2 separate regions of the Homo sapiens genome follow, and region 2 is linked to region 1. A link is an interaction called in ENCODE POLR2A ChIA-PET data of the cell type or tissue named here. Cell type or tissue: MCF 10A. All regions are shown on one strand. Each heading gives the region's core, and the rest is flanking DNA. Links, peaks and the distances in the headings are about the cores only. Region 1 overlaps STARD13 (StAR related lipid transfer domain containing 13). Region 2 has its middle 180 kb from the start of RFC3.

The links. ChIA-PET counts read pairs that join two places held together with the same protein. Peaks named below come from ENCODE experiments on the same cell type or tissue, not always from the same donor. Only the 100,000 strongest peaks of a DNase experiment are listed, where the experiment ranks them.
Region 2: POLR2A ChIA-PET joins it to region 1 with 5 read pairs; 3 of 35 experiments call an interaction of 5 or more read pairs at or near these places.

Annotation. Positions count from the first base shown.
Region 1 is chr13:33,215,975-33,221,358 of GRCh38, forward strand. The region is part of intron 1 of STARD13 (StAR related lipid transfer domain containing 13); the gene reads right to left. Among named protein-coding and RNA genes, the nearest start is that of STARD13-AS, 59 kb to the right of the region's middle. In MCF 10A, for the core only: no CTCF peak of the experiment used is centred there; a DNase peak (open chromatin) is centred at 2,227.
Region 2 is chr13:33,635,855-33,641,238 of GRCh38, forward strand. It overlaps a transcript of STARD13 not described here. Among named protein-coding and RNA genes, the nearest start is that of RFC3, 180 kb to the right of the region's middle. RefSeq lists enhancers at 1,274-1,523, 3,860-3,999. In MCF 10A, for the core only: no CTCF peak of the experiment used is centred there; DNase peaks (open chromatin) are centred at 2,317, 3,507 and 4,167.

The DNA.
Region 1 (5,384 bases), core at 248-5,247:
TAATGATCAGGGAATGCAAATCTTAAAACCACAACGTGATTCCACCTTACTCTTGCAAGAATGGCCATAATAAAAAAAATAAAAAATAAATAGATGTTGGCGTGGATGCGATGAAAAGGGAACACTTTTATGCTGCTGGTGGGAATGTAAACTAATACAACCACTCTGGAAAACAGTGTGGAGATTCTTTAAAGAACTAAAAGTAGAACTGCCATTTGACCCAGCAATCTCACTACTGGGTATCTACTGAGAGGAAAAGAAGTCATTATACGAAAAAGATACTTGCATATGCATGTTTATAGCAGCAAAATTCGCAATTGCAAAAATGTGGAACCAACCCAAATGCCCATCAATCAATGAGTGGATAAAGAAACTGTGGTATATATATACGATAGAATACTACTCATCCATAAAACGAATGAATTAATGGCATTCACAGCAACCTGGGTGGGATTAGAGACTATTAATCTAAGTGAAGTAACTCAGGAATGGAAAACCAAACATCATATATTCTTACTTATAAGTGGGAGCTGAGCTATGAGGATGCAAAGGCATAAGAATGACACAATGGACTTTGGGGACTCTGGGGGAAAGGGTGGGAAGGAGGTGAGGGATAAAAGACTGCAAATTGGGTTTAGTGTATACTGCTAGGGTGACAGGTGCACCAAAATCTCACAAATCACCACTAAGGAACTTGCTCATGTAACCAAACACCGCCTATTCTCCAAAAATCTATGGCAATAAAAAATTTAAATAAATATATGGTTGGTAACATTTGACCATATGTATAGGAGAGGCACCTGACAACCATAACTGAAGCATGCCCTGAGAATGACCGCATTGTCTAAGAAGAATGTGTGTTTGGAGTCCCAAGCTAAGGAATCTGAGAGTGGCCAACCTGGAGTTTCACTTCTTATCCATGAGGGACATTCGAATCCCTGGCCCATCCCTTGGAACACAGGCCATACAGGGAATCAAGGCCTTTAGTTTTGGGTTAAATGGAGGTTGCCAGGTGGAGGGTGCTAAGTAAAAATGCTATATAACTGCATGCTTTTTATAAACAGTAGTGGTCTTCCTGTGTAGTCTGCTATCACTGGACTGCCCCATATGTAAGTCCCCCCAATAAACCCTATGTCTCGTTGGCTGGCTTCAGGTCTCTTCTTTGGCCTCTGGACATGGTACTATCCCTGCTGGAGTCAATAGGGATCTGGCATGACACCATATGACACCTATCATAGCCCACAGGACATGAAATTTGAAAGACATTTCTACTCTTGCAGCTCATTGTTTTTGATGGCATGTGCCAACTAAGTACTGACATGCCACTTGGGGATGAGTGAGGAGGCTGCCCCACCCTTGTGACTCCATGGTGTGAGCACCTCCTGCCTCCTGCCTTTCACCTCCACTGCTTGGCCTCTTCAAAACCCTCTCCATCCAACCTGCTCCTGTCAAATATGTCTCTTGTCAGACTGAGCAATGTCAGACTGAGAGCATTTATTTCATGGGCAGGAAGCCAGAGTGGCTGCTGTGATGTCTGACTGCACGTGTGGTGCAAGCACACAGGGGAAGGGGGCCTTAGATTTTCTCAGGTCAAGGAGGACCATGCGGCCTGGCCTTCTCCACTTAGCGCTGCATGAGCTCACTGGGCTGGCATCAGAAAGCCCTTCCAAAACAGGAAGATACAAGATAAAACCTCCAAGAGAGCAAGGGAGGAGAGTGATGCTCCCTCTGGGAAGAATGCACCAAGCCAGAAATAAACACCTTCATGAAAAATATTTTAAAAGTTAAGCTCAAAATTGTTTTTTAAATGCAGCTTTACTGAAAAAACTATAAGCTCAGAGTCTCTGCTGGGGCAAGGATAAACAAAGCACGGTTCTTTCCAACAGGAAGCCCTCAGTCTAGCAGGACAGGTAAATCAGGCGAGTGATTTATTTTAAAAGAGAAAGACAAGGGAAATGAACATTTACTGAGTGTCTACTTCATGGCAAAGCTTGGAGCAGACTATATTACACACACATACACACACACACACAAATTCACACACATCTCATTTTATTCCACTTTACAGAGGAGAAAACAAAAGCTCATAGATTTCAATGGTGTCAAAAGTTACACGGAAGTAGCCAACTTTTTACTGTATGGCAAACATACCTGCTAGCAACAGCTTAGCTTGAGCAACACCCTGAGAGTTACCCTATGGTTTAAGAGGAATGCGTGTTCAGAGTTCCAAGCTAAGGAATCCAGGAGTGGCCAACCAGAGATTCATTCCTTATCTATGAGGAACATCTGAGCCCACGGCCTGTCCCATGGAATGTGGGCTGTCCTGGGGAGTCAGACCCTTTGTTTTGGGTTAAGTGAAGGTTTCCAGGTGAAGGGTAAGTGAAAATGGTACATAAATTGCATGCTTTCTGAAGGTGGTCTCCGTGCTCCTGTCCAGCCTGCCACCACTGGAACACTCTGCATGTAAGTTCTTCTCAATAAACCCTATGTCTCATTTGCTGACTCTTGAGTCTCTCCTTCAGCCTCTTGAACCTGGTGCCATCTCTACTGAAGTGAATAGGGGTCTGGTACGACAATATTCAAATCTAGTTCTCACTCCAAAGCATGTAATTCCAAAGCCCACACTATTCCTACATTATGATGCCTATTTCACTTCATTTGTCTGACTCATAGGAACCTGTTTAACCTCCTTGTTAAATAGAACATTATAAGAAATGCTGCCATACCTTAACACAGCAGAGTACTATATAAATTCAGATGGCATTATTGTAACATATCTTTCATTCAGTTGTCTGTGAAGAACAGATAGTAGTTTATATATTTGTGAAACTCAGCATTAAGATTTTGATATTAAAAAGACAGGGAAGGATACTCTGTGATAAATACGAATTAGGTCACATCATTCTATGCTTGGTTATGCTGAACAACACGGCACTGAAAAAACAGAGAATACCTGTAAGATTATTTCTTCTAAAGGAGAACCTAAAGGTAAACCTAGAACTTGGATGACTCTACAAATAAGGGCCCTGGAAATCTACAGGGCGTCTTCCCTTTCTAATTTTAAAAATATAACAATCGTGTTTACTATATCTATTGTGAAATACAATTACAGGGTACTATGTAAGATGCTAAGGGGTGGATAAATCTCAGAATAAATAAATAAAAGTAACTTTCCATGGACTGAGGGAGACGGTCACCATGCAGTACGCCACAGTTCCAGGGCATGACTGTAGAGCAGGGAAAAGTACTGCAAAGACACCAATCTTTCTTTGATGTGTGTCCCTTTCTTCCCTTTGAGTTGGGTTCCTGCTGATCCTGAGGGAACCCCTCTTGCTGCTCCTCTGCTTGACCATCTCAGCGCCTCCTTAGAGCTCCAGCTGACTCTCATCCTGCTCCCCCATGCAGGGCTGGTTACATGATTTGTGGATCCCAGTGCAAAATGAAACAAGTATAAAAATAGGTCGGATGCAGGAGGTGGAGCTTGCAGTGAGCTGAGATTGCACCACTGCACTCCAGCCTGGGCGACAGAGTGAGACTCCTTCTCAAAAAAAAAAAAAAAAAAAAAAAAAAAAATAGGTCAGGTGCAGTGGCTCACAGCTGTAATCCTAACACTTTGGGATGCAGAGGCGGGAGGATCACTTGAGGCCAGGAGTTTGAGTCCAGCATGGATAACATAGCAAGACCCCTGGGCACGGTGGTGCATGCCTGTAGTCCTAGCTACTTGGGAGGCCAAGGCAGGAGGATCTTGAGCCCAGGAGTTCAAGGTTGCAGTGAGCTATGATCACGCCACTGTACTCCACCATGGGCGACAAAGCAAAATCCTGTCTCTAAAAACAAACAAAAAAAAAAAAAGAAAGAAAGAAAGAAAGAAGAAAAGAGAAGAAAAGTATAAAAATAGACAACTGCAGATTCCAGACTGAAATACTGATGGGTAGAGGAACGCTTTTCCATGATATACCCACAGCACCTTATCAAAAAGTTACAATCAGACGCCTGTTCCTGCTTTAACTTTTTTCTTCCACAGCACATTTCACCTTCACACTGGTTGCTCACTTTTTGGCTTTAATGCCTGTCTTTTCCTGGATTAAAAACTTGATGAGGCAGGGATGTTTTTCTGTTTTGGACATTGATATATCTTCAGTGGGTAGAGCACTGCTGGCACATAATAGGCATTCAAATATAAAACACCTGAATCATACAAATGGAGAACACATGTGAAAACTAGCTGATATAGCAAACTGAATGGCTAGAAAACTTTACACAATAATAAGGGAATGAATTTCCTCAGGGTCATGAAACACATTGATCTGAAATTCATGGAAATAACTCTAATTATTTATTATTTTAGATTCTAGAGAATGAGTATCAGCTGGTTGTAGACAATGAATATTAGCTATAAGGGTGAAGATGATCCCTTATAAAAATGACTGCATTTAGGCCAGGCGTGGTGGCTCACGCCTGTAATCCCAGCACTTTGGGAGGCTGAGGCAGGTGGATCATGAGGTCAGGAGTTCGAGACCAGCCTGGCCAACATAGTGAAACCTCGTCTCTACTAAAAATACAAAAAATTAGCCGGGTGTGGTGGCGGGTGCCTGTAGTCCCAGCCACTTGGGAGGCTGAGGCAGAAGAATTGTTTGAACCTGGGAGGCGGAGGTTGCAGTGAGCCAAGATTGTGCCACTACACTCCAGCCTGGGCAACAGAGCAAGATTCCATCTCAAAAAATAAATAAATAAATAAAATAAAGGCTGCATTTAATATTTGATATCTCTAGAAAACAGTTGACTGAAAGTCATCCAGGTTCTGATTCTAATGGATTACACTATGTCATTAATTGTTTCCATAATTCAGAACAACAAAAGAATAGCATTTTTATATTAACAGAAAATGTTTGCCTTCTATAAAATGAATGGAGGGATACAAAGTTATAGAGAACTGCAAGAACAGATGAGAGATTTACTGAATATCGTTGGAGCAGTTAGAGGAGTTCACAATAGTCCTTACATTCATTACAATAGTTAACTTACCCCCATATCCATATAGATAAGCCCTGGAAGAGTATTCAGTAGTAGATGGACTACTGAAATGAAAACACTCGTCATCAACTTAAAAAAAAATTGTGGTGAAATAAACCTAACAAAAATTGTACCATGTTAACAATTTTAAAGTGTACATTTCAGTAGCATTAAATATATATTTATGCAACCAATCTCCAGAACTTTTTCATCTTGCAAAACTGAAACTGTATCCACTGAACAACAACTCCCCCTTTCCCTATTCGCCAGCCCCTGGAAACCACTGTTGGATTTTCTGTCTCTATAAGTTTGACTTCTCCAGGTGCCTCATGTAAGTGTTTGTCCATTTGTGATTGGCTTATTTCACTTAG
Region 2 (5,384 bases), core at 146-5,145, 420 kb after region 1:
GCACCTGTACTCCCAGCTACCTGGGAGACTGAGGCAGGAGAATGGCGTGAACCCGGGAGGCAGAGCTTGCGGTGAGCTGAGATAACGCCACTGCACTTCAGCCTGGGCGACAGAGTGAGACTCCATCTCAAAAAAACATTAGCTGGGCATGGTTGTGGGCACCCGTAATCCCAGCTACTCGGGAGTCTGAGACAGGAGAATAGCTTGAACCCAGGAAGTGGAGGTTGCAGTGAGCCAAGATCATACCATTGCACTAGCCTGGGTGACAGAGCGAGACTCTGTCTCAAAAAAAAAAAAAAAAAAAAAAGCACATAGCAGAACTTAGCAGAGATCATCACTCATAGTAAATACACTAAATGCTCAGTATATGGTAGTAAGACTGATTGCGATGATTTTTGTAGCCCCTGACACTTGCTTTCTCCTTAGTCTTCTATTTTAAAGAACACAAGAAACATGATTTGTCCCTGCTCTCCTAGAAAGGGGAAACTTGGAGGCTCAGCAGCTTTTCTCGCCATGACTCTTGCTGTGATTGCATTTTGAGTAGGGAACGTGTAAAATTCATTATCCAAACCCGGCTACTTTGGAGAGTGAAATGGAGTGTGAATGCGATGGGACACCAGGGCAATAGGCATAAACCGGGACTCTCCCAGGAACACTGGGAGTTTGGTTACCCTAATTATGGGACTATTCAAGAAACTGAAATTCTAAACCTTCTTCCTGTTTCAAAGTCTGAAGCTCAACTGGAGGCTAAGGTGATAATTTTCTCAGAAGTCTATTCCTGTATCTCCAGAAGAATAGGAGATAATTGCACTTGCTATTTTATCTTATACTTGCCATTTTACCCAGAAACTATTTTTAAAAAATGAGTCACAACAAGAAAGCATTATTGCTACTTTTATATTCCTTTGTCAAAAACCTTGGCTGGGTCGTCAGGACCCTGGATCCATTGCCCTGCTTGGATTATCACAATCCTCGTCCAAGTTATACCACTTACACAACCAGGCAGCTGGTTCTAGGGACCTCTGAGACCTCTAAGGGTTTAGAATTGTTTTTAATCTCCTGGAGTATTATTATGTAATAATGTCAGTGGTGTTATCTTTTCTAAACTCAGATTTTGCCTCCTTTTGGAAGTAGAGTTCAATCTAGGTTGTGAGCAACACACTACTCCTGAAAGCACCATGAAGGAATGAATAGTACCCTTACTCATCCTTATTTGGAATGTTTTATGTGCCAGACACTATAATTTCATGTAATCCCCACAGCAAACCTCTGTGGTAGGTACTGTCATCATCTGGAAAGAGGGGTCACTGAGACACAGAGAGAAGGTAAATGACTAATCAAGGTCTTACGACTAGTAAGCTGAAGCATGGCTTTAAATGGAGAGAGTGTGACTTCTCTGGCCATGTTCTAAACTCTGAGCCATTCAACAAAGTCGGGTGGCCTGAAGGAGGGGAAGAGGCCTCTACATTTCCACCACCACATTACAGGAAACAAAATTTATTTTGATCTTAGAAGCTGAAATAGTCATTTGCATGGCCCATACCCTCAAAGTGCTACCTTCTGGCCTAGGGGGTAAATGAGAACAAAACTTGTCGTGAGAAGGATAAACAGCCACAGGGTATGTTTTAACACATAGCCCTCTGAAGAATGCTGTTTCCATTGTGTAACTGGAAAGATCTGGAATATCAATATTATTTTGATTTCTCTCTGTGCTCATTGGGAACTCATTTCAAGGGCTCACCAATCTGTGTTGCAGACCAACATGTGATCCAACTTTCAACTAACATGGCATTTTCTATCAGGCTTCTTAGCAGTTCACACTTACTATTTTGCAGCTCATTCAAGGGCTATGATAATTACCTTGTCAAAGACTGAAAAATAGTTTCTAATCAACTCACACATTTTATCCTATGGAAAGAAATTCAAGGAAGTTACAATTAATGCTAACCCAGATAATTTGCTTCAAGGAAATAATTAAAAACAGGAGTTAAATTGACTTGAATTATATTGCTAAGTAAAATTCTTATAAAATGTAAAATAAATGGGTCTGAGTTTTGAATTTTAATTTTTGCAGAGTCAACTTTATTAACAGGTTAAAAAAATTCATGAAACATCAGCTATTGAACTCAATTTTCCAGATTTCTTTAGTCACTTGATTTGCTTCAGTCATAGTACCAATACTGTCTTTTATTCTGTTGATGAAAAGAGTCAAACTCTGTAAAATATTTGAAGGGATTTATTCTGAGCCAAATATGAGTGACTAATGGCCCATGACAGAGCCCTGGCTCTCCTAGAAAGGAGAGAATTGGAGGCTCAGCAGCTTCTCTCCATGACTCAGAAGATCCTGAGGACATGTACCCAGGGTAGTTGGGCTACAGCTCGGTTTTACACATTTTAGACATAAGACATCAATCAATACATGTAAGATACATGTCATCAATACATTTTAGTGAGACATAAGACATAAGTGAGACATAAGACATAAGTGAGACATAAGACATAAGACATCAATCAATACATGTAAGATATACACTGGTTCCTTCCAGAAAAGCAGGACACCTGGAAGGAGGGGAGCCTTCCAGGTCATAAGCAGATTCAAAGATTTCCTTATTGGCAATTGGTTGAAAGAGTTATTATCTAAAGACCTGAAATCAATAGAAAAGAGTGTCTGGGTTAAGATAAGGGATTGTAGAGACCAAGTTCCTTATCATGCAGATGAAGCCTCCAGGTAGCAGGCTTCAGAGAGAATAGATTGTAAATGTTTCTTTTCAGACTTAAAAAGTCTTTTCTATCAGTCTTAAGGTCTCTGTTTTAATGTTAGTGCTGGTCATCTGTGCCTGAATTCTAAAAGGAGGAAGGCATAATGAGGCATGTCTGACCCGCACTTCGCAGTACGTCCTGAACTAGTTTTTTGGATTAACTTTGGAATGCCCTTGGCTGAGGGTAGGGCCCATCAGTCACTTGGGGGTCTTAGAATTTTATTTTTGGTTTATAATTTTTTTGTTCAAAGCTGTTAGTTTTAAACTTCTAACCAAACTTGTGGTTATGTTTTATTTATTCATTCATTCACTTACATACTTTTTTTAGCTAACCTTTTTTTTTGGCATCTAATGACCTCAATTTACAAATTCATTCTTTCCGCAGATATTTGTGAACCAGACATTTTTCTAGGGGCTGGAGATAAAGTAGTGAATAAAAGTGAAAATTTTCTGCTCTCAAGTAGTTTGCAGCATAAGGGGAAAAGAAAGGAAGAAATGAGAAACAAATGGACAAATAAGATAATGCCAGATGATGACCAATGCTGCAAAGCCATAACAAGGGTGAGATGATGAAGAGTTGGAGAGTTAACAGGAGGAGGTTGCTTAAGTTCGAGTGGTCTGAGAGGCCTCTCAAGAAGAATTAGGGTGGAATTCAGTCATGGGAATACTTGTACCAAGGCCATGTGGGACTGAGGGAGAAGCAGGTCCCAGGCCTTGAGCATCTGCTATCTGCCAGGGCTGTCTGGGAGACGGATGATTCAAAGTTGCACAAGAACAGCCGTGGTCTTTGCCCTTGTGAAGTTTATTGTCTGCAGGAAAATAAAGTCCTGCCTCCAAGGAAGTCCTGATTGGTTGAGAAAATAGATATGTAAGTCACTGTAATATAGAAAAATTCTCCTAGTAGGTACCAACATGAAAGCAGAAAGAAGGGAATGATCCAGTTTCCCTGGTGTTAAATTATGTTTAGCCCAAAGCTGCCTCCTTACATATTTGAAGTTTAGATTAATGGTTTCTCTGTATGTAGTGAACTGTAACCTAACTGGATGTGTAAACAGACTGTCACTTACTCCTGTGCCAATCACCAACTTTTGGCCAAAGGCAGACAACTGTTCAAACTTCATTCAAATAAGGCAAAAGCCAAACTGTAATCAACCCAGCTGTTCTGTACCTCACTTCCGTTTTCTGTACATCACTTTCCTTTTTCTGTTCATAAATCCTTTCCAATCACATGGCCACATGGAGTCTCTCTGAATCTATTCTAGTTGGTGGGTGGCGGGGACTACCCGATTCATGAATCATTCTTTGCCCAATGAAACTTTGTTAAATTGTACTTGTCAATGGGTTTTTCTCTCGACATTGGGTAGAGCAATGGGTGAGAGGAGACCTTCTAGGGGAATTTGCCTGGGGATAGTGAGTCACATTGCTGGCTTCCTAAAGCAGGTGTACAATCTACCATGAGTTGCTGTTTTCAGTCATAGAGAAAGATATTCTCCTTGTGCTTCTGCCTAGTTTTCCCTTAACAGGCCCACAAGGGTGTCAGTGATTTCTGTGTCTTAGGCACCATTTCTCATTGTGATCTCTACACAGCAGGTTGTGGTGTGCCCAGAGCTTCTGCAAGCTGCCCGTATCTGCAAGCTGCCCATATCTTTGTCTTTAAACCAGAATCCTTTCTTGAAAACAAATGAGCTTTCCCTAAACCCTGTAATTCGACTACAAATGCAATATTCAAATAGCCTGTAATTGGAATATAAATAACTTCTAATAGGCCATGTAAATGAGGGTGTTAATGTATTATGAATCAGCTGAGGAAAATAGCAAGGACTGTATTCTCTTCCCTCTTCACTCTCCCTCCAGCCTGGAGTTCCATTCAGTGAGTGTTTCACTGAAAACATACCACCTCCTTCCTTCCCTCACTAAGCACAAGAGACCCAGAGTCCCTGCCATTTAATCATGGATTTGGCAGATGGTTTTGTTATTTGTCAAATAAATCTCATTCTATCAATTACTTGTGAGAATCTTCAGACAGGAGATCCTTCAGTTCCATGCAGGCTTGTAAATGTCCCTGCTCAGAAATACAATTTGAGGAAAGCTCTTAAGGCACCAAGAGGAAGTGAGTACATGAGAATCTCCTGGTTGGGACTGATCCCAATCTCAGATCAAGGAGTGAAGGGAGGGAAAAACACTGATAGTAGGTGGAGAATAGGAATTGTTTTTCTTTTTTCCTCCTTTTCTAATATAAGGGAAGCTGGGAGGAATCTCTTGGCCTCCCTGAAGTTCAAAGGTCACTGATATGAGGCACATGAATAGGAGAAAAGGCATACACATTTATTTAATGTGTATACACAGGAGCCTTCAGAATGAAGACCCAAAGACACAGGGGGAATTGTTCATCTTTAGGCTTAGGTTCAACAAAGTATGCACAGCCATGTAGAAATAGGACTAGACACAAAGGGTATGATCTAATGCTGATAGACTGAGTGGGGAAACCCAGCAAAGCCTGTGTGTCTAGATCCTGCTTGGCCTCTATGAGCATGCATTCCTTCATTCTGAGTATGGGGCAGGACTCTCTCTAGAATAGGGTTCTTATGGCCTACAGTCAAACAACTAAGTCAGATCATTTCCTTT